2 separate regions of the Homo sapiens genome follow, and region 1 is linked to region 2. Evidence: read pairs that join two places in POLR2A ChIA-PET (ENCODE). Cell type or tissue: GM12878. All regions are shown on one strand. Each heading gives the region's core, and the rest is flanking DNA. Links, peaks and the distances in the headings are about the cores only.

Evidence for each region. Peaks named below come from ENCODE experiments on the same cell type or tissue, not always from the same donor. Only the 100,000 strongest peaks of a DNase experiment are listed, where the experiment ranks them.
Region 1: POLR2A ChIA-PET joins it to region 2 with 16 read pairs; 22 of 35 experiments call an interaction of 5 or more read pairs at or near these places.

Annotation. Positions count from the first base shown.
Region 1 is chr6:52,289,895-52,302,330 of GRCh38, reverse strand. It overlaps LOC124901329 (a long non-coding RNA gene), which reads left to right. Exons shown (of 2, transcript XR_007059609.1): 2 at 1-1,667. Among named protein-coding and RNA genes, the nearest start is that of MCM3, 11 kb to the right of the region's middle. RefSeq lists enhancers at 1,106-1,400, 5,376-5,595 and a silencer at 2,476-2,545. In GM12878, for the core only: a CTCF peak has its summit at 4,713; a DNase peak (open chromatin) is centred at 5,490; H3K4me3 peaks cover 1,015 bases; H3K27ac peaks cover 2,632 bases.
Region 2 is chr6:52,385,449-52,397,884 of GRCh38, reverse strand. The region is part of intron 1 of PAQR8 (progestin and adipoQ receptor family member 8); the gene reads right to left. Among named protein-coding and RNA genes, the nearest start is that of EFHC1, 29 kb to the left of the region's middle. RefSeq lists enhancers at 7,620-7,829, 6,471-8,955, 11,591-11,700. In GM12878, for the core only: no CTCF peak of the experiment used is centred there; DNase peaks (open chromatin) are centred at 7,334 and 7,804; H3K4me3 peaks cover 1,471 bases; H3K27ac peaks cover 3,563 bases.

The sequences.
Region 1 (12,436 bases), core at 3,926-7,925, 94 kb after region 2:
TCAGCTTTGAAGCGTGGAATAGATAGGCCTCTGGATCAGGGCTTTTAATGATTATGGCTAAGCCTTAGCTAAAAAAGGTCACGGTGGAGAGGCCTAAGTCTGTGTTTTTATTACCCTTAGTCTCTTCTGTTATTATTTATGTATTCAAAAAGCATTTGAAGGTCTCCTTTATGCCTAGGCATTATATTAAGTCCAGGGTATTCACCAATAATAAAAATGCCCATCATCTTCGGAAAACAGTATGGTGGGTACTCAAAAAATTAAAAATAGAATGATCAGCAATCCACTTCTGGGTATATATCCAAAAGAACTGAAAACAGAATGTCAAGAGATACAGAATGTTCACAGCGGCATTATTCACAATAGCCAAGAGGTGGAAACAACCCAAATGTTCACTGATGGATGACTGGATAAACAAGATGTGGTGTATACATACGATGGAATATTATGTGGCCTGTCTATTATGAAGGAAATCCTGTCACATGCTATAACATGGATGAAACTTGAGGACATTATGCTAAGTGAAACCAATTGCAAAAGGAAAAATACTGCATGATTCCAATAATATGAGGTATCTAAAGTAATCAAATTCGTATGTATGTATAGAAAGTAGAATGGTGATTACCAGGGGCTAGGGGCAGGGGGCAAAGTTGTTGTTTAATGGTGCTATGATCTGAATGTGTGGGTCCTCTCAAAATTCATGTGTTGAAACCTAACTCCCAAGGCGATTATATTAAGAGGTGGGGCTTTTGGGGAGGTGATTAGGTCAGGAGGGCAGTGTTGTGGTCAACTATCTTCAGGGGCCTGTTGATGGCTGGCTTCTCCATGATAGTGAGCCTGTGTCATATCTCTGCTGGGGCTCAGCAGACCCCATATAGATCCCACTGTTGTGCCTGGGATGGTCCCACTATTTCTTGGCCTGGGAGCATGAGGGCTGAGGCCATTGGTGGAAATTCCAGATTGGTCTTGTTGAAGAGAAGAGCATCAGTCACTTTTTAAAGAAAGATATTTTATTCGAACCACTGCAGTATTGAAGAGAGACTTTAGTATAAACTGAGCTCACCTCCAACTAAGACAATGGTAAATGGGACATTTAAAGGGAGATCATAGAGGTAATTAAAAGGGGGTATGGGGAAGTAAAAAAAAAGAGAGGACAAAGAAAGTCTGGGAAAAATGGAAAATTACAGAAGGAGTGAGTGGAAAATTACTGAAAACTGTTTGGCAAAGTGGGTTGGGACACAGTACATTTTGCAGCTTAGCAGCATTGTGTTTTTCTGAGCAAAGACTTCGCACAGGGGCTGGGGCCACCTTTAGGGACTGCTGTGGTCTGAATGTCTCCCCAAAGTCACATGTTGCAACTTAATCACCAATGTGATAGCACTAACAAGTGGGGCCTTCAGGGGGTGATTAAGTCATGATGGTGGAGCTCTCATAAATGTGATCAGTGACCTTATAAAATGTGATTAGTGACCTTATTAGTGGCTGGAGGTAACTAGCCCCCTTTCGCTGTTCTGCTCTTCTGCCACGTGAGGATACAGCATTCTAGGCACCATCTTGGAAGCAAAGACAGAGGCCCTCACCAGACACTGAACCTGCTAATGCCTTGATCTTGGACTTCTCAGCCCCCAGAACTATGTGGAAATAAATTTCTGTTCTTTTATAAATGACCTGGTTTCAGACATTTTGTCATATCAGCACAAACAGACTAAGACAGGGACACAGTCTAGTGTAGGCAGAAGCCAGGCTGAAGTCTGGTCAAGTCTCTTAGCATAGTGTTTGGGCAAGTCCTTTGTGCTATGTGAAAGTTCACAGTTCACAACTCCTTCCTGCTGCATAGCCTTCCTATTGGGGCAGTTTGGAGGCTGTGGGTCGGTAAGTTTGGAGGATTCCTCTTCTTTCTTTCCAACCCCAGTGGGTGATGGGAGGGTCAGGGTGGACCTCACTTAGCCAGGCTCAACTTGAAAGATCCTGCACCTATTTCTACCTTTATTTCAGAGAGTGGCTGGTCATGCAATAGGTGAGGGACAATGTTATTGAAAAAAGACTCCCAGGGATGCCCCCAACTGCTGCAGAATTTGCTGAGGCTATTGTTTTCATCCTCCTTTAACTGCTGGAGCTCATCAGGGATGCTCCTAGAAAAACACATGCTTCTGTGAAGGCTCCAATATAGTTGAACTTGCTAATGTCCTAGGCCCCTGTGCTCTGCTACCACTTTGCTCAAGCTAGAGCCTAAGGCAGGGAGGAATGGAACCAGAGAGTTGTTCTCCTGGCTGTCATTCACCCAGGCTGTGACCCATCCAGAGACCCAAGTCCTGTCCAGAGCCCAGTGAGACTGGCTGTCTCATGAGTCTATCTCATGGCTGTGTCCTTGGCCAGCCACAGCCACCCAAATCTGCTGACAGGGAGAGATAAGTATGGACCTGTTGGTTTTGTCCTCTCTTGAAGCAAATAGCAGCCTTCCTCTAAGTAAGCCACAGGTGGCTCTGCCCACACGTATCTGCCTCACTGTAGTGTACGAAGACTGTGCCAATATCTCACTGACATTCAGCTTTCCTCCTTACTTGCCTCCACCTCAATATGGCTGTCAAGCAGCTCACTGCTGCCCGGTGAGCAGGTCTTGTATGCTGGTTGGCCAATGAGGAAATGGGCCCAAGGTGAGCCAGCTGGCCTCCAGGAGACATTGCACCCCATGTCTTCATGAGAAAATCCCTTGAGCTACAACTTAACAGAACAGATTGGTTCCCACAGTGCAGTTGACAGAAATATCTTGCCAGGCTAGACTTCTTGCTCTAGTAAGACAGCACCACCCCACCCACAGCTGTAAGCACAGCTGATTTCTTTTGAAAAGAGAGGATTGTGGCCGGGCGTGGCGACTCACACCTGTAATCCCAGCACTTTGGGAAGCCAAGGCAGGTGGATCATCTGAGGTCAGGAGTTTGAGACCAGCCTGACCAACATGGTGAAACCCGATCTCTACTTAAAAATACAAAATTAGCCGGGCGTGGTGGCGCATGCCTGTAATCCCAGCCACTTGGGAGGCTGAGGGAGGAGAATCACTTGAACCCTGGAGGTGGAGGTTGCAGTGAGCCGAGTTTGCACCATTACACTCCAGCCTGGGCAACGAGAACAAAACTCCATCTCAAAAAAAAAAAAGGGGGAGGGAAAGAGAGAGAAGTTTGTTACCACAAAGACCAGGGCTGGCTTTGGCAGGCCAGGGCTGGGTGTGAGGGAATGCTTGTAGGCCTCTATGCTTCGGCCTGGGACAAAGCGGTGGGAAGGATATGAAAACTTGGTATCAGGAACTGCCACATTCCTCTCCTCTATCCTCTCAACCATAGCTCCCTGTCAAACCCCTCACAAAGTAAAAAAAGTCAGGCTCAGGAATTGGTGATACTGATACTTCTGGGGCCCCAGAAAGTTCCTGTTCCCAGACACTGTCCCCAGCCTGTTTCCTTTGTCTTCCTAAGAAGGCACTCTGTGGGCCACCTAGAACTAGTTTAAGTGTCCCAACTTAGAGCCAAAAATGGAAAAAGCATAAAAGTGCCAGATGCGGTGGCTCACGCCTGTAATCCCAACACTTTGGGAGGCCGAGGCTTGCGGATCACCTGAGGTCGGGAGTTCGCAACCAGCCTAACCAACATGGAGAAACCCTGTCTCTACTAAAAATACAAAATTAGCTGGATGTGGTGGCACATGCCTGTAATTCCAGCTACTCGGGAGGCTGAGGCAGGAGAATCACTTGAACTCAGGAGGCGGAGGTTGCAATGAGCCAAGATGGTGCCATTGCACTCCAGCCTGGGCAACAAGAGTGAAACTCAGTCTCAAAAAAAAAAAAAAAAAAGGAAAAGCATAAAGGTTTACAATTTTGAGGGCCTGAAAGGGGGACCATGAACTCAATGAAGCAAAAGAGAAAGGCTGGGAGGGCTCACAGAACAAAAGGAAGCTGTATGAATGGAAACAAGAGGGCAAGAAATCAATTAAGATCTGAAGTTGTGTATTCAGTGTTAATTCAACAGACATTATTAAGGCCTACTCTGTGTGTGTCAAGCACTGGGCTAAGTGCTCAGGGTAAGAAGCAGAACAAGACATGGTTCACTGGAGTAAACAGGCATGTAAACACTAATTGCAATATGATGAAAGAAGCACCCAGTGAAAAATGTCAAAGCAAGAAGACTAGGTTGTTCCATCCAACTGTCATTTATAGGGATATGGTGCTGGCGGCTTCTGTGTGAGCAAAGGCAATTGGGAGCCCTCTACCACAACCCTTTCTCCTTCTTTCCCCTTCTCCCTTTCTATCCTTATCCTTTTCTTCTGTCTCTTCTTTCCTCCTCCTCTACTGCCATAAAATGGCACCTAAGGGTACTCACTAATTCCGTTAATAGAACAGAGTTGAATACAAGTGTCCCCCCTCATCTGCAGTGTTGCTTTTCTTGGTTTCAGATACTCACAGTCAACTGTGGCCTGAACATATTCAATGGAAAAGTCTAGAAATAATTCATAATAAATTGTCCTTCATTCTGAGCAGCATGATGAAGTTTCTTGCTGTTCCCTGTGTTCTGCCTGGGAGGTGAATCATCCCTTTGCCCAGTGTATCTACCCCCCATTAGTCACTTAACAGGGTCTTGGCGATCACATCAACTGTTGAGGTATCGCAGTGCTTGTGTTCAAGTAACCCTGTTAGAACAGGCAGATGGTTAGATGTGAGCATGAGAGGGAGCCCCTGGAGGAGGAAGTGCTGGAAAATCTAGCATCTCAGAGACTGCCTGAAACATGCATGCTAAATATGAGCAGAGAGGAGGGGAAATACCGAAAGGAATGTCCCCTCCTTGAGGGGACACTGAGAAATGTTACTTCTTCAAGGTATGCAAAAAGGAATACCCTGAAACTCCCCTTAAGATGCCCAGTAATCGCCTGTAATCCCAGGACTTTGGGAGGCTGAGGCGGGTGGATCACTTGAGGTCGGGAGTTTAAGACCAGCCTGACCAACATGGTGAAACCCCGTCTTTACTAAAAATACAAAAAATTATGCCAGGCGCAGTGGCTCTCGCCTGTAATCCCAGCACTTTGGGAGGCCGAGGCGGGTGGATCACAAGGGCAAGAGATCGAGACCATCCTGGCCAACATGGTGAAACCCTGTCTCTACTAAAAATACAAAAATTAGCTGGGCATGGTGGTGTGTGCCTGTTGTCCCAGCTACTCGGGAGGGTGAGGCAGGAGAATCGTTTGAACCCAGGAGGTGGAGGTTGCAGTGAGCCGAGATCGCACTCGGGCATGGTGGCGGGCACCTATAATCCCAGCTACTCGGGGGAATCGCTTGAACCCAGGAGGCGGAGGTTGCAGTGAGCCGAGATTGCGCCACCGCACTCTAGCCTGGGCACGACAGAGAGAGACTCTGTCAAAAAAAAAAAAAAGCCCAGCAATCGTTCATTCTGTGGTTAAACTGTCAGAAAGTAGCTAGCTACATGCTAATAGGAGGGGGAAAAGAGCAAAAGGGGAATTCCTAAGAGATACACATGAGCAATAAGTACAGATTTGACCTTCCTGGGGTGGTGGTTATGAGACACACTGCCATTAGGTAGGATTCATATGGATCGCTGGGCCCCAATCATGCACATTAACCAACAGTAAGGGAGGGTCCCATAAGCCTGGTCGGGAAACTAGATGGGGACAAAGGCAGAGACTTAAGACAGAAGCCAGGAAACTAGACAAAGACAAAGGCTTGAGACAGAGGCCAGAACTTAAACAAAAAGTCCAACGTAATAAAAACTGCATTGCAGAACTCTTGGGGCTGTTCCCAGCCAGGTCAGCCCACTCCTCTCTTACAGTGTACTTTTATTTCCATAATAAACCATTTTTGCTTGCTTCACTAATTGGTCTCTTGGCTGAATTCTTTTTGTCGAGAAGACAAGAACCAAGGAGCCCCACACTTCCCTACAACAACCCTTATTAAATTTAATGCTGGCCCAAAATGTAAGAGTAGTGATGCTGGTATATCATAATTTTCTATTTTATTATTGGTTATTGTTTTTAATCTCTTACTGAACCTAATCCATAAATTAAACATTATCATATGTATAGCAAGAAATGTAGTATATATAGGATTTGTACTATCTGCCATTTCAGGTATCCACTGGGGGCATGGGAAGGTTTTGCTAACCCCATGTATTAGTCCATTTTTGAGTTGCTATCAAGGAGTTCCTGAGACTGGGTAATTTATAAAGAAAAGAGGTTTAATTTGCTCATGCTTCTGCAGGTTGTACAAGCATGGCACAAATGTCCACTTGGCTCCTGGTGAGGGCCTCAGGAAGCTTACAATCATGGCAGAAGGTAAAGGGGGAGCAGGCACATCACATGACGAGAGTGGGAGCAAGAGAGACAGATAGGAGGTGCCACACACTTTAAACAACCAGATCACAGCAAGAACTCACTTATCACCAGAAGCATGGTGCTAAGCCATTTGGTGAAGGATCTGCCCTCTTGATCCAAACATCTCCTACCAGGCCCCACCTCCAACCTCCAACACTGGGGATTACATTTCTTTTTTCTTTTCTTTTCTTTCTTTTTTTTTTTGAGACAGAATCTTGCTCTGTCATCCAGGCTGGAGTGCAGTGGCACATTCTTGGCTCACCGCAACCTCCGCCTCCCATATTCAAGTGATTCTCCTGCCTCAGCCTCCCGAGTAGCTGGGATTACAGGCATGTGCCACCACGCCTGGCTAATTTTTGTATTTTTAGTAGAGACAGGGTTTCACCATGTTGGCCAGGCTGGTCTTGAGCTCCTGACCTCAAGTGATCCACTTGCCTTGGCCCCCCAAAGTGCTAGGATTACAGGCACGAGCACTGCACCTGGGCTGGGGATTACATTTCAATAGGAGATTTGGAGGGGACAAACATCTAAACCACATCACCCTATTCTAAGGAAACAGGAAATGGGATATCCAGCTCCTTAGTCCTCTGCTGTGGGGAGGGCATTAATAAAATGTTAGATTATTATTTTGTGGACAGAACTTTCCTAATCAACAAGAAACCAAGTTTAATTCCTAAGATCTAAACCAGTCAGATAGAAATAATCCAACACAAAGAAAAGAGGAAAGTATTTGGATAGTTTGGCCTAATGTGTTCCTTTTGAATTTCAGTTTTTATTTATAAAAGATAATAGCTTGAAACTATTATCAGTTTCAAACAGAAAATGGTTTGAAACTCACACTCACTACCCAGATTTTGTATATGTTAACATTTTGCTTCAAGTATTTTTTTTTAAATAAAATATTTATACTCAACCAAAGACCTGCCCTTCTTTTGTCCCTCTTCTATGAGTGGGTTTGTGTCATTCATCCCAGGAATATTGTTATATTTTGCTATATTTTTGTGTTAGCAAAATAAATAGTAAGTTTGTATGTTTTGAAACTTTATATAAAAAGGCCTAATACTGTGTATATCTTTTGTTACCTGATATTTTCACCCAGTGTTCTCATATGGTAGCTCCATTAAACTTCTGTATTCTACCAAAAAATAAACTAGTTCATTGCTTATTTATTTCCATTGTATTTCTTGTGCTTTCTACTTACCATGCTTTTCTTTAATTTTTTCCACCTCTCTTACTATCTTCTGTTTATTTATAGTGTTTTCTTTGTTTCCTTTTCCTCTACTACTTTAGAAATGATACATTCTCTTTTTATTTTTCTAGGCTTTATCCTTAAATTTTTAACACAAACAACTGCCTTCAAAATCTGCATTCTCCTCCCAAATAATACAAAGATCTTAGATTTTTAACTTTGATTGGCTCTAGTCACTTGCCATGTTATTATTGTCTAAAGCTGTGCTAATACAATAGCTACTTGCCATATGTGGCTATTTAAATTTAAATTAATCAGTGTTAAATAAAATTAAAAATTATTTTCCTTAGTTGCATAGCCACATTTCAAATGTACAATAGTTACATGTGGCTAATGGCTACCAGATTGGGCAGAGCAGATACAGAACTTTTCCATCATTGAAAAAAAAATACTGCAAGACAATCCTAGTTATTTACATCTAGTTTTTAACTCTCTGCCTAGTCATTATCATTTATTTATTTATTTACTTATTTATTTTTGAGACAGAGTCTCACCCTGTCGCCCAGGCTGGAGTGCAGTGGGGTGATCTGGGCTCACTGCAAGCTCCGCCTGCTGGGTTCACGCCATTCTCCTGCCTCAGCCTCCCAAGTAGCTGGGACTACAGGCGCCCACCACCACGCCCGGCTAATTTTTTTTGTTATTTTTAATAGAGACGGGGTTTCACAGTGTTAGCCAGGATGGTCTCGATCTCCTGACCTCGTGATCCACCCGCCTCGACCTCCCAAAGTGCTGGGATTATAGGTGTGAGCCACTGCGCCCGGCCTTCTAGTTATTATTATTAGTATTGATTTTTACAGTCAAGACTTTCTTAGATTTACCTTTGTGTTTACCAATTTATTTGCTTACCATCGTTTTTTGCATTTATAGGGATATAAAATATAAATCCTAAGCAAAGAATATTAAATTATTTTTCATATTATATCTCCATTTCCCCCACTCTGCCATCTCATGAGCAATTTCCTCAGCTCCATCTCCTAGTTTATCTCTTTTCAAATAAGTATGCTCTGCTTTCACCCAGTCCATTAATTTAGTCTTTCAATAATGTATTTTTGAATCTTAAAAGTATGATTTGCTCAAATCTACTTTTCTTTGAGGGTCTTGTTCTGTCCTGAGTATTTCTCTACCTTTAAAAAACATTTCATTTTAAATATGTTAATTTTAGAGTGTAATCGATTTTTCTGGACCTCAGTTATCTAAACTATGAAATGGAGCTTTAGACTAAATGGCCTGTAAGGTGACTTCCAGCTCTGAAATTTTAATATGTACTCTGACATTCATTTATTTTTTTAATAAATATTGTTGGAGTACTTTGCATTTCCAAGTAATGAAGGTGGCACTGAAGCATGCCAGTGAATAAAGAATGATTATTTTAAAAGCCACCTTCCCCAGACCTCTACAGGCTCTGAGCCAACACCTTCAGTTTTCTCATATCCCCTTCCTGTATTAACAGAGAAACAGGTGGCTGACCAGATGGACAGAGGCCAGGAAAAATTTCCATCTGGGTTTGGTTTCAGATCAGAGATATTTTTTGGAGGCTCATCAAAGAATCCAGTGAAAGGCTGGGCAAAAGAGGTGAACATTAGATCTCTAAGCTTCTCAGATATTTTTGTTTTGATCCTTATAGTACATAAAATGTAAAATTAGAGTTCCAACAGCTTTTCTACACTCTCTAAAACCAGCAGAATACAGGAGGGCTGGAAGAACAGTAACGAAGGACTGTGTTTCTTTTTATCTAAAGATTCCTGAAATTGACCTGGAAGAATGTAGTAAGATGCTGGAAGGGAACTGTGGGTATGATTTGAGGTGAGGGATAGGAAGGATGATTTTATTATATTTCTCTGAAGGGCAAGTGATTGATCAATACAACCATTTCTGCAGCTTGTATCTCACAGTGCCTCACAAGCATCTTTCAGGTTTTGCTCCTGTGTTGTCAAATGTTCGGTGAGTAAAGGATACAATGAGATTCAGTTGTCCCAAGCCCTGGCTTCTATCAGCCTATCACACTGATGGTGTGAATGCTGTGGATAGGAGCTACAGTTTCTCAGGCAAATAACATGGAAACAATTAAAAGAAATATTCAACTCATTTCAAGGAGCATTGGCTCTCCAGCCCCCTTTCTAACCAGATGCAGTCATGAGGCTTTTATAATTTTATTTATTTCCTTTGCTTAGGTTTTTAGAATAAACTTGATTAAGGCATACTTTATGTATACTTTCCCTTATTGAGACATACTTTGTATATGGTACTTTGTTTTAAAATTCAACAAAATACAACTTCTCTTCCTTTTCTATACTGTCCCAGACAAAGTTTTTTTTTTTGAGATGGAGTCTCGCTCTGTCGCCCAGGCTGGAGTGCAGTGGCGCCATCTCGGCTCACTGAAAGCTCCGCCTCCCGGGTTCACGCCATTCTCCTGCCTCAGCCTCGCGAGTAGCTGGGACTACAGGCGCCCGCCACCATGCCCGGCTAATTGTTTTTTGTATTTTTTAGTGGAGACGGGGTTTCACCGTGTTAGCCAGGATGGTCTCGATCTCTTGACCTCGTGATCCGCCCGCCTCGGCTTCCCGAAGTGCTGGGATTACAGGCGTCAGCCACCGCGCCCGGCGCCAAAGTTTTGAAACTAAATGTCAAGGTTGAATTCTTCCTTTGACTACCGATGTTTTGGGAGACTTGACTGTCTCTGAAATTTCTTTTCCTTTGTGTTAACTATAAAACAACTCTTCATTCTAACTAAAGATCTAAATAAAGATCTTTAACATTGTATGCTTTCTGTAAGCCCTCGAGGCACTGTGTCTAATTTATGCTACCTACATATAATTTTTATCCCTCTGTATTAGCCTGTTTTCATACTGCTGATAAAGACATACCCAAGACTGGGTAATTTACAAAGAAAAAGAAGTTTAAAGGCTTCACAGTTCCACCTGGCCGGGAAGCCTCACGATCATGGTGGAAGGTGAAGGGCACATCTTACATGGTAGCAGACAAGGGAGAAATGAGAACCAAGCGCAAGCTGAAATCCCTTATAAAGCCATCAGATTTCGTGAGACTTATTCACTACCACCAGAACAGTATGGGGGAAACTGCCCCCATAATTCAGTTATCTCCCACCAGGTCCCACCCACAACACGTGGGAATTATGCCAGTTACAATTCAAGATGAGATTCGGGGGTGGGGACACAGCCAAACCATATCACCCTCCTTTTCCCTCACTCCTGCTTCTATCCAAATAGCTTTTCTATCTGTCGGTTTTCCCTCTGAAATGTCTTGCCCTCATCCTTTCCTTTCTGATCCACTTTTGAACAACTTTTCCTGGCCTCATTTCTTTTTGTTGTTGTTGTTTGCTTTTTTTTGTTTTTTTGTTTTTTTGTTTTTTGTTTCGCTCTTGTTGCCCAGGCTGGAGTGCAGTGGTGCAATCTTGCCTCACTGCAACCTCCGCCTTCTGGGTTCAAGCGATTCTCCTGTCTCAGCCTACTGAGTAGCTAGGATTCCAGGCGTGCGCCACTATACCCGGCTAATTTTTGGTATTTTTAGTAGAGACAGGGTTTCACCATGTTGGCCAGGCTGGTCTCAAACTCCTGACCTCAGGTGATCCACCCACCTCAGCCTCCCAGAGTGCTGGAATTACAGGCATGAGCCACTGAGCCTGGCCCCAGCTTCATTTCCTTTTATTTGATTGAAATAATTAATTCTACACATGCTCTGGCCAGATTAATGTTCCTAAAGCACAACTTTGATAGTCTCTCCTTTGCTCAAAAGCCATCAATGGCTCCCTTTTTCCTACTAAATCAGGCACTGTGTACTTATTCTGTTGGCTGTGACCTCTAGAGTCAGGCCCAATGTACCCAGCTGCTTTCAGTCGTACCCTGTACTCACCTTTCCTGTGGACCCTTCATTCTAGTCACATTAGTATCTCCTAAGGGCTTGGCCATGTCTGCCTTTACTTAAAATGTCCTTGCTGCCACATCTCTCTAGAGGCAATATTGCCCACTTTTGATCCTCAAATCAAATACTCCCTCCTCTCATTAGCCTTCCCTCAATCAGTGCAAATTTATATGTTATTTTTAATAAATATGATGTTTTATACTATGCCCATATCACATATTTTTAACTCAATTAAAATATTTTAAAATAAGAAATACCTGTTCACTTAATATTGAAGTAAATTCTACTGAGTGTAAAGGATCAGATTCTACGTTTGAACCTTAACATATTCATTTGTTTTTTTGTTTTTCGAGACAGTCTCACTCTGTTGCCCAGTCTGGAGTGCAGTGGTGCGATCTTGGCTCACTGCAACTTCTGCCTCTCAGGTTCAAGCAATTTTCCTGCCTCAGCCTCTGGAGTAGCTGGGACTACAGGTGCACACCACCATGCCTGGCTAATTTCTTATAGAGATGAGGTTTTGCCATGTTAGCCAGGCTGGTCTTGAACTCTTGACCTCAGGTGATCCACCTGCCTTGCCCTCTCAAAGTGTTGGGATTATAGGCGTAGCCACCGTGCCCAGCCCTCATTTGTTCTTAAATGCTATTTGGTATAGTAATAAAGATCTGGGTTCAAATCCTACCCCTGCCTCTTGCTAGTACAGAATTCTGAGATCTTTTAAACTTTAGTATTCTCACTTGTAAAATGAGGATTAAAAATGACCACTTCACAAGGTGAGGTAAAAATTAAATGAGATTTTATGGTTTATAAAGTGCTTAGCAAAGTGTCTGGCACATAGTACATGCTCAATGAATGGTTACTATTATTTCAAGCTAAATCATAAACTATTTCAAGAGAGATTTTTATACTCTAAAGCTTTCTGTCTAATGTAGCAGTCAATATCCA
Region 2 (12,436 bases), core at 5,321-9,320:
TCATGATGTTGAAGCCTCCCAGCCTTCCCAGGTGGCTGCACTGAGTAAGAGAGCCCCTCCCTCACTTCTGGCCTCTGTTCCCACACCCTCCTACCTAACCTGATGTGACTATCAGCTGACCAAGATTCTACCTTAGAACAATCTCCTTTGCACAGGGTTCACTCCAGCTCCTGGACAGCTGAAATTTAAATCTTCCTCAAGAATTTTTATTAACTGGATAATCTCAAGTCTTGTAATTTTGATCAACCAGAAATCTTTTTCAGAGCAAGGATTATCTATTCAACACTATTCCAGGCTACAAAGGCCGCAGAGGAAGAATACAATAAGACCCTTTACCTCAAGAAGCTTAGAAGAGTCAAACTTCATGAATCAACAGCCAACAACACCAGATGACACACATAAACAAGTGTAAACTAGAGCGAAATACAAATAGATCTATAGAAGAGAACAAACTCGGAGTATCCTGGGGCAGCGTTGGGGGGAAGTGGGCTTGTGTTAGCCCTAGAAGGCTGGATAGAGCTCAGACAAGTGAGAATTGGGGCATTCTAGCAAAGAGGCAAAATAAGAGCATAGGAATGGTATGACTTCCTGGTAGGTCTGTGAGCAGAGGGGCTACTGGGGAGTAATGAGGAAGGGAGTGGGCTAGGTGCAGTGGAATTAGTGAAAGTTTAGGTTTGATGTTACAGAGGAAATGAGAGTCATTTCTCTCCCGTGAAACTATTACCCTGTTTTAATGCTTATCTCTCCTGAGCTCTGCAAGGATTCCCAATGCTAACCAATGCCTCCTCTCTTGGCTTAAGTGACAATGACACTACCCTCTCTGGCCCCACCTTGGCTTTCTTCTCCCACCATCCCTGTCAATTGTGGTATCTGCCCCCTTTTCACCATCCACAGTGCCTCTCAGACAGGTACTTCTCCCAGGCCCTTAGCTTCAGCTACACCTGTATCCGCTGATTTCCAAATTTGCCTCCAACCAGATCTTTTCTGAGGTTTGAATTAAAATATCCAACTTCTCTAGATGTGTCCAAAAGAATGTCCCCCATGGGCACTTCAGACTCATCTCCAGACATTTCCTTCAACCCAGACTTGACTCGTCCCCTACATCTAATCAGAATCGAGGTTTGCTGATTTTATCTCAACATTTCTGGAAGCCATTTGCCCTTTCCATTTCTACTGCTCTCCCTTAATTTAGGTCTTCAAAATTAACTTATGTTAATGATGACAATAGCAGTCTCATAACTGACCTTTCATCATCAATAATGGCTCTCCTAACTCACATCCCCAACCCTCACTTCATTCTCCAAATCACTTCAGGGCAACAGTTTAAAAATGGAAATCTGATTATCATTCCCTCCTCAAAATTCTTCAACAGCTCACCATTGTTTGTTTACAATACAAATTCTAAGCCCTAATTATTCAAACAGATCCTTTCTCTGTTTTCCTTCCTATTCCAGCCTCCTCTCCCAGAGCCCATACCTCTAAGGCCAATTTGTTGGCCCAGATCTTAATACTCTTAATACTGGGAGTTCTTGACACTCTATCTCCCATGCATGCAAACTCAGTACCCTCTAGCCCAGCAACTCTGGGTCATTTTCAACACTCTAACTAGAAGTCGGCTCCACCAGGAAGCTTTTCTTAACTCCCAGACTGGCTTAGGGCTCTCTCCAGCCTTCATTAGACTCTGGCCTTGCCTCTCCCAGTTTTCTTCATTCATGGAGCTGGGTTCGTTTGTTTACTCCACTTACTTTCCCATTAGCCACCAGCTCCTTTAAAGGCAGGGACTGTTAGGTGCAGAAGTCCCCATGTTGAAAATAATATCTGGCATATAGAAGACACCTTATAATTATTTACTGAATGAACAGTTCTTTAGGCCCAGGCTCATGGCACCAATTTCTTTCTCTTCTGCAAAGGTGAAGGAAAAAAGAAGTAATGGTTTGGGAGTCAGGAAGTCTGGCTATTAGTATTTGCTCTACTCAGGTGTGTGGCTATGCCTAAGACAATCAATTACTCAGTGTCATTGTCCTCATAAAAAAGGGTGGGTGGGTGAGAGGAGGTGATTTCCTGTCTATCCACTTTTTAGGAAGAAAACAGAATGAATAATAACAAAATGGTCAGTAATGGAATAGTACTTTCAAGAGGCAAAACATGTACATAAAGTCCTAGTAATATTTCAAATAAAGAGCCCACTGAAGGATATAACTTAGTAAAAATAAATCTATCCACACGTATTTTCTACCTTATAATTGATTTTAATGCAATTTTTTAAAATCAAAAAGGAATATTATTTGTTTTGTAACACTCCTGGGAATCATCATAATACTGCCTCCCTGGGTCAGGTCTGGGCTGAAAGACATGTTTGAAAATGTTGAGTTTGAAGTGCCCATGGAGGACATTCATTTGGACACATCTAGAGCAGTGGGATATTTGAACTCCCCTATCTCCTTTAAGGATTTTTAATTAGAGTCAGATTATAATGGAATTGGAATTAAAAGTTCTATTTACTGAGTATATGTACCATGAATTCACTTAATGTTTATAAGAAAGTGTTAAAAAATGTTGAATAATGCCTTGCATTATGTAGGGATCTAATCTTTTTTTTTTTTTTTTTTTTTGAGACGAAGTCTCGCTGTGTCGCCCAGGCTGGAGTGCAATGGCGCAATCTTGGCTCACTGCAACCTCCGCCTCCCGGGTTCAAGCAATTCTCCTGTCTCAGCCTCCCAAGTAGCTGGGACTAAACTGCAGGTGCATGCCACTATGCCCAGCTAATTTTTTGAATTTTTAGTAGAGACAGAGTTTTACCATATTAGTCAGGCTGGTCTCAAACTCCTGACCTCAGGTGATCTACCCACCTCAGCCTCCCAAAGTGTTGGGATTACAGGCGTCAGTCACTGTGCCCGGCCGGGATCTAATCTTAAAAATTTATCTTAGAAGCGCCTTTCAAATTTTTTTTTTAATGGAAAGAGAAAAATGGGGTAAAAATCCCAAGTTCATGGTTAAAAATCTGACATTTTAGCCAAAAATTGTGCATTTAGGTGTTCTTTTTAAAAGTAAATCACAGAACTAAGCTAAATACAGATGTTCCTTGACATATGATGGGTTATAGCCCAGTAAACCCATTGTTAAGTTGAAAACGTCTTAAGTTGAAAATGCATTTAATGCACCTAATCTACTGAACGTAACCACTCTTAGCCTACACTACCTTAAATGTGCTCAGAACACACACTTAGCCTACAGGTGGGGAAAGTCATCTGGCAACAGAGGACACCGTAGGGTACTGGTTGTTTTGAGATCACATGGCTGACTGGGAGCTGCAGGTTACTGCTGCTGCCCAGAATTGCTAGAGTATTTCACCACCTATCACTAGCCTTGGAAAAAATCAAAACCCCAAATGCAAAGTATGGTTTCTATTGAATGTGTATCACTTTCACACCATCCTAAGTTGGGGATCATCTGTATTCTTAAGGTTTGGTTTTGTTTTCGTAGTTCTGACTGATGGAAACTACCTAAAATGCATTTCCTTTTCAGTAACTTTCAATAAAACAATGAAATGACACGTTTTTGGTGATAGTTGTTATCCCCTGAAAACACAGTAAAAATACGTGAAGTACCCATAAAAGACCATTTAACTTTCAGAGAGGAACTATATCGATAAGCAGAGCAGCACCTGGGCACGTCTCCTATCACCTGAGAAACAGGTGTAACCGTGTCACTGCACTCACTGCTCCTGGCCAACTCCTCCATCTGCTGGGTTCCCTCTCATTGGCCCCTGTCTGAATTTGAGTCCTTATTATCTCTCACAGGAACCTCTGTAGGATACAGGAGGCCTTCCTGGTCCCCTACCTGTGCGTCTCTTTAACTGTCCCCAAAGCATCTCCCACTCTGACACTTTGTGTTCCAGTTATTCTGCCATCCTCTCAGGACTTTGTGCTTCTATGCATGCCTGGAATGCCCACACCACTGATGTCCACTGGCCAACTCCTACTCATGCTTCATGTCCCATCTCAAATGGTCCCTGTGAAGGCTTCCCCTCAGGTGCTCCTTCACCTAACTGCCACTGCACTTAAAGTCCTTCATTATAGGACTTTCCTTACTGTATGCCTACATGGTTTGCATTATATGTCTCTCTGACCACTAAACTGCAAGATCCTTTGAGGGCTGAGAATATTTTTATCATTAGCATTGTGCCTATCACATTGATATTCCAAGAAATCACTGAATGAACGAATGAATGAATGAATGGAAAGTGTCCAAATCGACCAGGTACAGTGGCTCACACCTGTAATCCCAGCACTTTGGGAAGCCGAACGGGGAGGATAGCTTGAGCCCAGGAGTTCAAGACCAGCCTTGGCAACACAGCAAGACTCTATCTCTAAATTTAAAAATTAGCCAGGCATGGTGGCGCACACCTGTAGTCCCAATTACTCAGGATGCTGAGGTGGGAGGATCACTTGAGCCCAGGAGATTGAGGCTACAGTGAGCCATGGTTATGCCACTGCACTCCAGCCTGGACAACAGAGCAAGACGCCGTCTCAAAAAAAAAAAAAAAAAAAAGAGAGAGAAAGTGTCAGAATAATAGTATCAAACACTTATATGATGTTTAGCACATACCAGACAGTGTTTTGGGTGCTTTGAAAATATTAACTTATTTAAACTTCCCAACAATACCTGACACCAGTACTATTATCATTCCCATTTCACAGATAAGGAAACAGTTACAGAGAGATTACATAACTTGTCCAAGGCTGCACAGTATGTGATAGATCCAGGAGGTGACTAAGCAGTTGACTCTAAAGTCTGCGTTCTTAACCACTATGCCTCAAAAAATGCCCTCTATGACTAAACCCCAATATTTTTTGATATACAACTTCAAATATGCTGCTGCAATACTGCTTTGCTTCATTAACAAAAATAACTTGCAGTTGGCCTTACAAAAACAATCAGTACTGCAAAGTTTCTCAGATCTTTGACACTGAGTTTACTTGTAAATCAGATTCCAATACTCCCTAAGAGAATAAAATGTGACTTCCACAAAATCTGAGTGGAATCTATCAAATAATCCAAATAGGTCTATTAGCCCAGATAAATATGATCATAAATCTGATGGGCTTCTTTCATATTAAAGAGACACATGGTTTGTTGTGGCTAGCTTTACAGAACTGGTGTAGTGAGACATTCCAATCATAAACCTGAGGTCATTTATCAGCCTACTAATGGAAAGCACAATGACAATGAGATCACTAAATCTGCTATGCATATAGCAAGCTACCTAAAAAGCCTTTCCCAAATTAACAAAGTGGGGAATTAAAGAAAAGCTCCATATTTGGGAAACTGGCATTGTTTGGTACTGAAGACATTTTATCTGGATGACAAATAGAAGCACTCCAAAGCAATAGTGTTTCCTGACCTATTACAAGGATGCTATGTGAATCTACCACAAACTTGGAATAGCTGATTCCCTGGAAAGAACACTGGGCAAGAAATTAGAAGTCCCAATGTTTAGTTCTAGCTCTATCACTATGTGACACTTTTTTTTTTTTTTTTGAGATGGAGTCTCGCTCTGTCACCCAGGCTGGAATGCAGTGGCGCGATCTTGCCTCATTGTAACCTCCGCCTCCTGGGTTCAAGCAATTCTCCCGCCTCAGCCTCCCGAGTAGTTGGGACTAAGGGCGCACACTGCCACACCCAGCTAGTTTTTTTTGCATTTTAGTAGAGACGGGGTTTCACCGTGTTGCCCAGGCTGGTCTCGAACTCCTGAGCTCAGGCAATCTGCCCGCCTAGGCCTCCCAAAGTGCTCTAAGTGATTTTTAAGCAAATTATTCAACCTCTCTATGCCTTGGTGCCCTTGTCCTTAAGATGGGGGTGTAATCTATATAAGCTCTAATACTGTAAAATTCTGTAATTCATCTGGGCTATGTTTTGCTTTGTACTGAACATCAAGCAGCATGCTGGAATCACCAACAAACAGATCCTGTGACATCACTTCATGTCACTGTGTGTGGGACTCACACAGATGGTAGGAAAGTGACCTGCTGGTTGTTGGATAGAGGACAAATGAGCAGCAATTCCTATCAAAGGCAAAAGAAATGCTTCCAGAATTCACAGAAGCCCAGCTTCACACATCACTGCATAATTATAAATGGCTGCAAAGGAATAGCAGCCAAAATGACAACTTGGTGTCCATTTATAAGGACTGGAACTGTGCTTTAAGCAGCCTTTGAGCCAGAGGTGGAGTTGGAAACAGTCTCACATGCCTCAGGATCTCCATAGTCGTTAAGTGAGAGAACTCTGGGCTCATACTGATCTTTATAGCTACATCTTCCAAGGAGCATATCACTATTTGTAAAGTCATATTTGAAAGAATGGCACTACCAGTGCAATCCTGTTATTAGCAGAGATCATTTGAACATCGATTCAGATTCACCAATGGTCAGTGCATATTTCCTCCCTATATTTAACAAAACCTAACAAACAGAATTTCGACATCCAAAAATGGAGTATTTGATTGTGTAAATTAAGATAAATCTATAAAATAGAATACTATGCACTTATTAAAATAACTAGCATATTTACATTTATTGTTATACAAAGATACACATGATATGTGAGCTCCATTGGTTTTTCACTGTAGTCTCCACTGCACTTAGAAAAGTGATGGACTAGCACATTGTACATTCTCAAAAAAGATTTCTTGAATGAATAAATGAGTCAAAGACATGTAAAGGAAAAAACAAATTTAAAGTATGTGTTCCGCCCAGCCCTATTTTTGTAATCATACAAACATGGTACAGATGAAGTATGGAAGTGCATATAATCAAAACAATATAGCTATTGCCATGAAGGGATTGTGGGGAATTTTACTTTTCTTCTGGAAATACTATCATTATCGTACTTTTTAACAACAAACATTTACTACTTTTGTAATTGGAAAGCAAAAGTTAGTACTACTCTGCAAATAGGAATATTTGACATAAATATGCAAAAATTGGTAAAACCTAAGTTGGTAAAATATTAAGACCCTCCCCAAGAAACACCCCAGCATTATAAAGGAATACACCCATACTTGCATTTTTCTGTGAGCTCAACTAGTTAGCATACCAAATTAATTATTACGAGTAACCTAACTATACTTGCCATAGGGTAAGCTATTGGTCATGGGGGGTTTAAAGGGAAAAAAATATGTAACATCTACTGTTAATGCAGCAAAGATGTTCTCTTAGATTGGAAAAGCCAGTATACACAATATTGTCAAAAGACCTTCCCCACAGCACACAAACTCAAACGGCATTAATACGTGAGTCACTTCCTGACCATGTGGGTTTGTGGTACGGCTGAACCGTGCCTATAAAAAAAAAGTAAGGTACACCTTTTTGCCACAGATCTGGCAGCAAGATGTGTCCTTCTGGGCTCAGTGAGCTCTCCACTTATGAATCTTTTCCTCTGTGGTGCCCTATAATATTCCTAAGAGGAGAAAGAAAAGACAGCCTTAATTTGTTGCTGTGCCCTGGGAAAGATGAGCAGAGCAAATTTCCTCTGAGTGCCTTTTTCTCTTTATCTAACTAGAACCCTCTAGCTAGAATTTCTGTCTGTTCTGTCACTTCCTATACTTTCCACATCTCAGCTAATCTCACTTGAGAAAGTACTGGTTTCAAAATGCATCATTACAGACAGAGAATGCATCTGCCACATGGAATAAATAGTATCTGTGTTTAATCTGTCGAGTGGGAGAAGTCAGAGGAGCTGGGAACAATTTACTGGGAGAACACACTGAGCAGTCTCCAGGCAATCAACAGTTCAGGTGTGAAGATCATGTTCTTCTGAGGCTTCTTGTTTGAGTAAAGGTAAACTTTGCTGTCTGAAACTCCCACTAATTAAAGCCTAGGGACAGGTGTCTCCCTGGACTTTCTACATGAGTGTAACTATCGGCTTCGTTAGGTGTGGTTTGGCTTCAGTCAGGCAACCTCTCAACTAGATCTAGCTTCTCACCGGCAGGAAGCTTCATCACTGATCTGCAAACCAGCTGGGACCCGGGCCAACCCGGGTGAACGTGAAGAGAGCTGCTCATTTCCACTGGCAGGAAATCAATCTTGGAAATGCCCTTTCCACAGCAGAAAATCAGATAACAAATCGAGCTAGAGTTTGGAGCACCATATAAAGAAAGCTGTGTTCCCTAGCAATTAAACATTAACTCTTCTGCAGTGACAACAGTACACTCTCCTGGTGGTTCTAAGACCCAGCAATTTTATTTGCTATAAAGAGTCAAGCAAGTCACTTTATTCTTCATTTCTCCTTAGATATCTCCAAGGCCTTAGTTCAATTCCAAATCACCACAAAGCCTTCTCCAGGCCATCTTGATTCCTCCCCCGCCCCCAACCCTTATCTATCTATTCCACATATTTTGGTAAGGAGAACATCAGGCTTGCCCATTACTTCACTACTGTGTGTGTAGAGAGCCTTCTCTCTTCTGCTTATTGAATTGCAAGCCTCTGGAGACAGGAACACTGGCTTACCTATGCTTTATTTCTATCAGCAAACAGTCAGAGGAAAGATGTCCCCAGAATGTGTCAATAGATCATTGTTCAAAAACAAAGTGAATGACTATCCTTTGCCTGCTTCTAAAGGTAAAAACCAGTGAGATCTAAGAAAACGAAAATGTGGGTTTTCAAAAGAAAACACCATTTGAGTTGGATCTTATTTATTTGTGTGGTTCATCCACTTGCTAGGTATCCGCACCAATATTTAAATTGCTGGCTGAATTTCTAACCATCAGCTTGTTTTTGGTCTATCATCTCCTACCATTTGTCATTTTTATGACCAAGAATGCCTAAGCAAAGACTTAGGAAAAGGAGGGGCCAGGCAGAGAAACATAATGTAAAATAACACTGGAGCACTGTTAGAACTCGTTTTTATTCTTGTTGCATACAAAAGGCAGAACAGACTGTCCTGATTGCCTGAACAAGCCACACACTTGACATCGCCAATGTTATTGTAGCCTGCTGTGCCTGGCAAAACCCACTTCTCTCTCAAATTCAGGCTCAGATATAACCCCTCCCCTGTGAAGCTTAGCGACAGCCTGAAGTAGAACTCATCATGTCTTATTAAGCCCTCTGTCTTTGTCCATTCAGGGTGCTGTAAGGAAATATCAAAGACTAGGTGGCTTATAAACAACAGAAATCTATTTTTCACAGTTTCTAGAGGCTGCAAAAGTCCAAGATGAAGGCACCAGCAGATTTGGTGTCCAGTGAGGGCCCACTTCTGGTTCAAACATGACTGTCTTCTTGTTATGTCCTCACATGGCAGAAGAGGCAAGGGAGCTCTCCTGAGTTTCTTTTATAAAGGCAGTAATACCATTCATCTAGGCATTCATCTAGGTCAGTGGTCCCCAACCTTTTCAGCACCAGGGACCAATTTCATGGAAGACAATTTTTCCACGTATGGGGGCTGGGGGTTGAGGAGTATGGTTTCATGATGATTCAAACCCATTACATTTATTGCTTTTTTTTTTTTTTCCTGACACAGGGTCTTGCTCTGTTGCCCAGGCTGGAGTGCAGTGATGCCAACTCAGCTCACTGCAACCTCCACCTCCCAGGCTCAAGCCATTCTTGTGCCTCAGCCACCCAAGTAGCTGGGATTACAGGCATGCACCACCACACCTAGCTGATTTTTGTATTTTTAGTAGAGATGGGGTTTCGCCATGTTGGCCAGGCTGGTCTCAAACTCCTGACCTCAAGTGACCCGCCCACCTTGGCTTCCCAAGGCGCTGGGATTACAGGCATGAGCTACCGGATCCAGCCTATTTCTATTATTTTTACATTATAATATATAAGGAAATAATTATACAACTCACCATAATGTAGAATCACTGGGAGCCCTCAGCTTGTTTTACTGCAACTAGACGGTCCCATCTGGGGTGATGGCAGACAGTAACAGATCATCAGGCATTAGATTTTCATAAGGAGAGTACAACCTAGATCCTTTGCATGTGCAGTTCACAATAGGATTGGCACGCCTATGAAAATCTAATGCTGCTGCTGATCTGACAGGAACTCAGGCAGTAAAGCCAGCAAAGCAGAGCGGCTGTAAATACTGATGAAGCTTTGCTTACTCGCCCACTGATCACCTCCTGCTGTGCAGCTCAGTTCCTAACAGGCCACAGACAGGTACTGGGGGTTGGGGGATCCCTGATCTAGGTGATCACCTCCTAACGGCCCCACCCCCTAATATCCTTACATTAGGGGTTAGGATTTCAACATATTAATTTGGGGAGACACTTCAGTTTATAGCATCCTCTTAGCATTATGCTATAACTGGCTATACATGTGTCTTCCTTTATATTAAATTGTGAAATTCATTGGGTTGCATAAGGAAGTTATTCAAAATATTTTTTCAAAGATTTTAGCTTGTGTTACTTGATTGTGAGAATAACTGAGGTACACTGAATTTAAGTGACCTATTCAAAGCCCTAAACCAAATCAACAATAAGGTATGGGCAGACCCCAATAATTCTGACCCGTGTCCCAAGAGTCCAGCCAACTGACTGCGTCTTTGTGAAAGAACATCTATCAGCTGTGAATGAAAAGGAAGTATTAGATGAGAAGATAGTGCTTGTCCATCTCTGAGCTGCTGATGGACTAGGAATCCTGGCTCACTGTAGTGACCCAGGAGCACTATCCAGAGCCTTCTCTCCCAAGACATCCCATCAGGGCTCTTTCCTAAGGGCACCCCTGAAGACCCTGCTCCACTTCCCAGTGTGGCCTTTTCTGTAATTAGAAGTAGTAATTAATAATCAGTTGCAGAGAAGTGAGCCAAGATTGTGCCACTGCACTGCAGCCTGGGTGACAGAGTGAGACTCCGTCTCAAAAAAAAAAATCATTAGTTATTCCATAGAAGAGCTTCATTTGAAAAGTCAATCTACTCAGTTCAGATCAGTAATTGTAAACTATCACAAAGCTACAGCTTTCATCTCCATGATATTACAATTACCTACCTGCCTAACCTGTAGTATCTACAAAGGTTGTGATTGTTTATCACTCAGAATTACTTCATTTTAAAAATTTTTCAACTTTTCTTTTCTATTCAGGAGGTATATGTGCAGGTTTGTTACAAGAGTATATTGCATGATGCTGAGGTTTGCGGTATGACTGAGTCCATCATCCAGGTAGTGAGCATAGTACCCAACAGGTAGTTTTTCAACCTTGCCCCGGTCCCTCCTTCTCCCTTCTTGTAGTCCTGTGTCTATTTTTCCCTTCTCTATGTCCATGTATACCCAATGTTTAGCTCTTACTTATAAGTAAAAACATGTGGTATTTGGTTTTCTGTTTCTGCATTAATTCACTTAAGATAATGTTGCTGCAAATTCTGTTTTACAGCTCCACAGTATTCCATTATGTGTACATACCACAATTTCTTTATTCAATTCACTGTTGATGGGCACTGAGGTTCATTCCTAGGTTGATCTTTGCTATTTTTGAATAGTGCTGTGATGAACATATGAGTACATGTGTCTTTTTGGTAGAACAATTTGTTTTCCTTTGAGTACATACCCAGTAATGTGGTTGCTAGGTCAAATGGTAGTTGTGTTTGGTTCTCTGAGAAATCTCCAAACTGCTTTCTTCAGTGGCTGAAATTAATTTACATTCTCACCAACACTGTATAAACGTTCCCTAACCTCTGCAGCCTCACCAACACCTGTTATTTTTTTTTAATTTAAATAATAGCCATTCTGACTGGTGTGAGATAGTATCTGGTTGTAGTTTTGATTTGCATTTCTCTAATGATTAGTGATGTTGAGCATTTTTTCATATGTTTTTGGCCACTTGTCTGTCTTCTTTTGAGAAGTGTCTGCTCATTTCCTTTGCCCACTTTTTAATTGAGTTGTTTTTTGCTTGGTGATTTAAAGTTCCTTATAGATGCTGGATATTAGACCCCTGCATAATGTATGAATATTTTCTCCCATTCTGTAGGTTGTCTGTTTCCTCTGTTGAAAGTTTCTTTTTTGTTTTGAGACAGGGTCTCACTCTGTCACCTAGACTGGAGAGCAGTGGTGTGATCATGGCTCACTGTAGCCTCAACCTTTCCAGGCTCAGGTGATCCTCCCACTTCAGCCTCTCAAGTAGCTGGGACTACCTGCGCACACCAGATGCCCAGCTAATTTTTTGTATTTTTTTGTAGAGAGTGGGGTTTCACCATGTTGCCCAGGCTGGTCTCAAACTCCTGGGCTCAGGCAATCTACCCACCTTGCCCCCCAAAGTGCTAGAATTCCAGACATACGCCATGGTGCATGGCCAATAGTTTTCCTTTTGCTTTGCAGAAGCTCTTTAGTTTAATTAGGTCTCACTTGTCAATTTTTTGTTTTTGTTGCAGATGCTTTTGAGGACTTAGTTATAAATCTTCCCCAAGGCCTATGTCGAGAAGGGTACTTCCTAGATTTTCTTGAAGG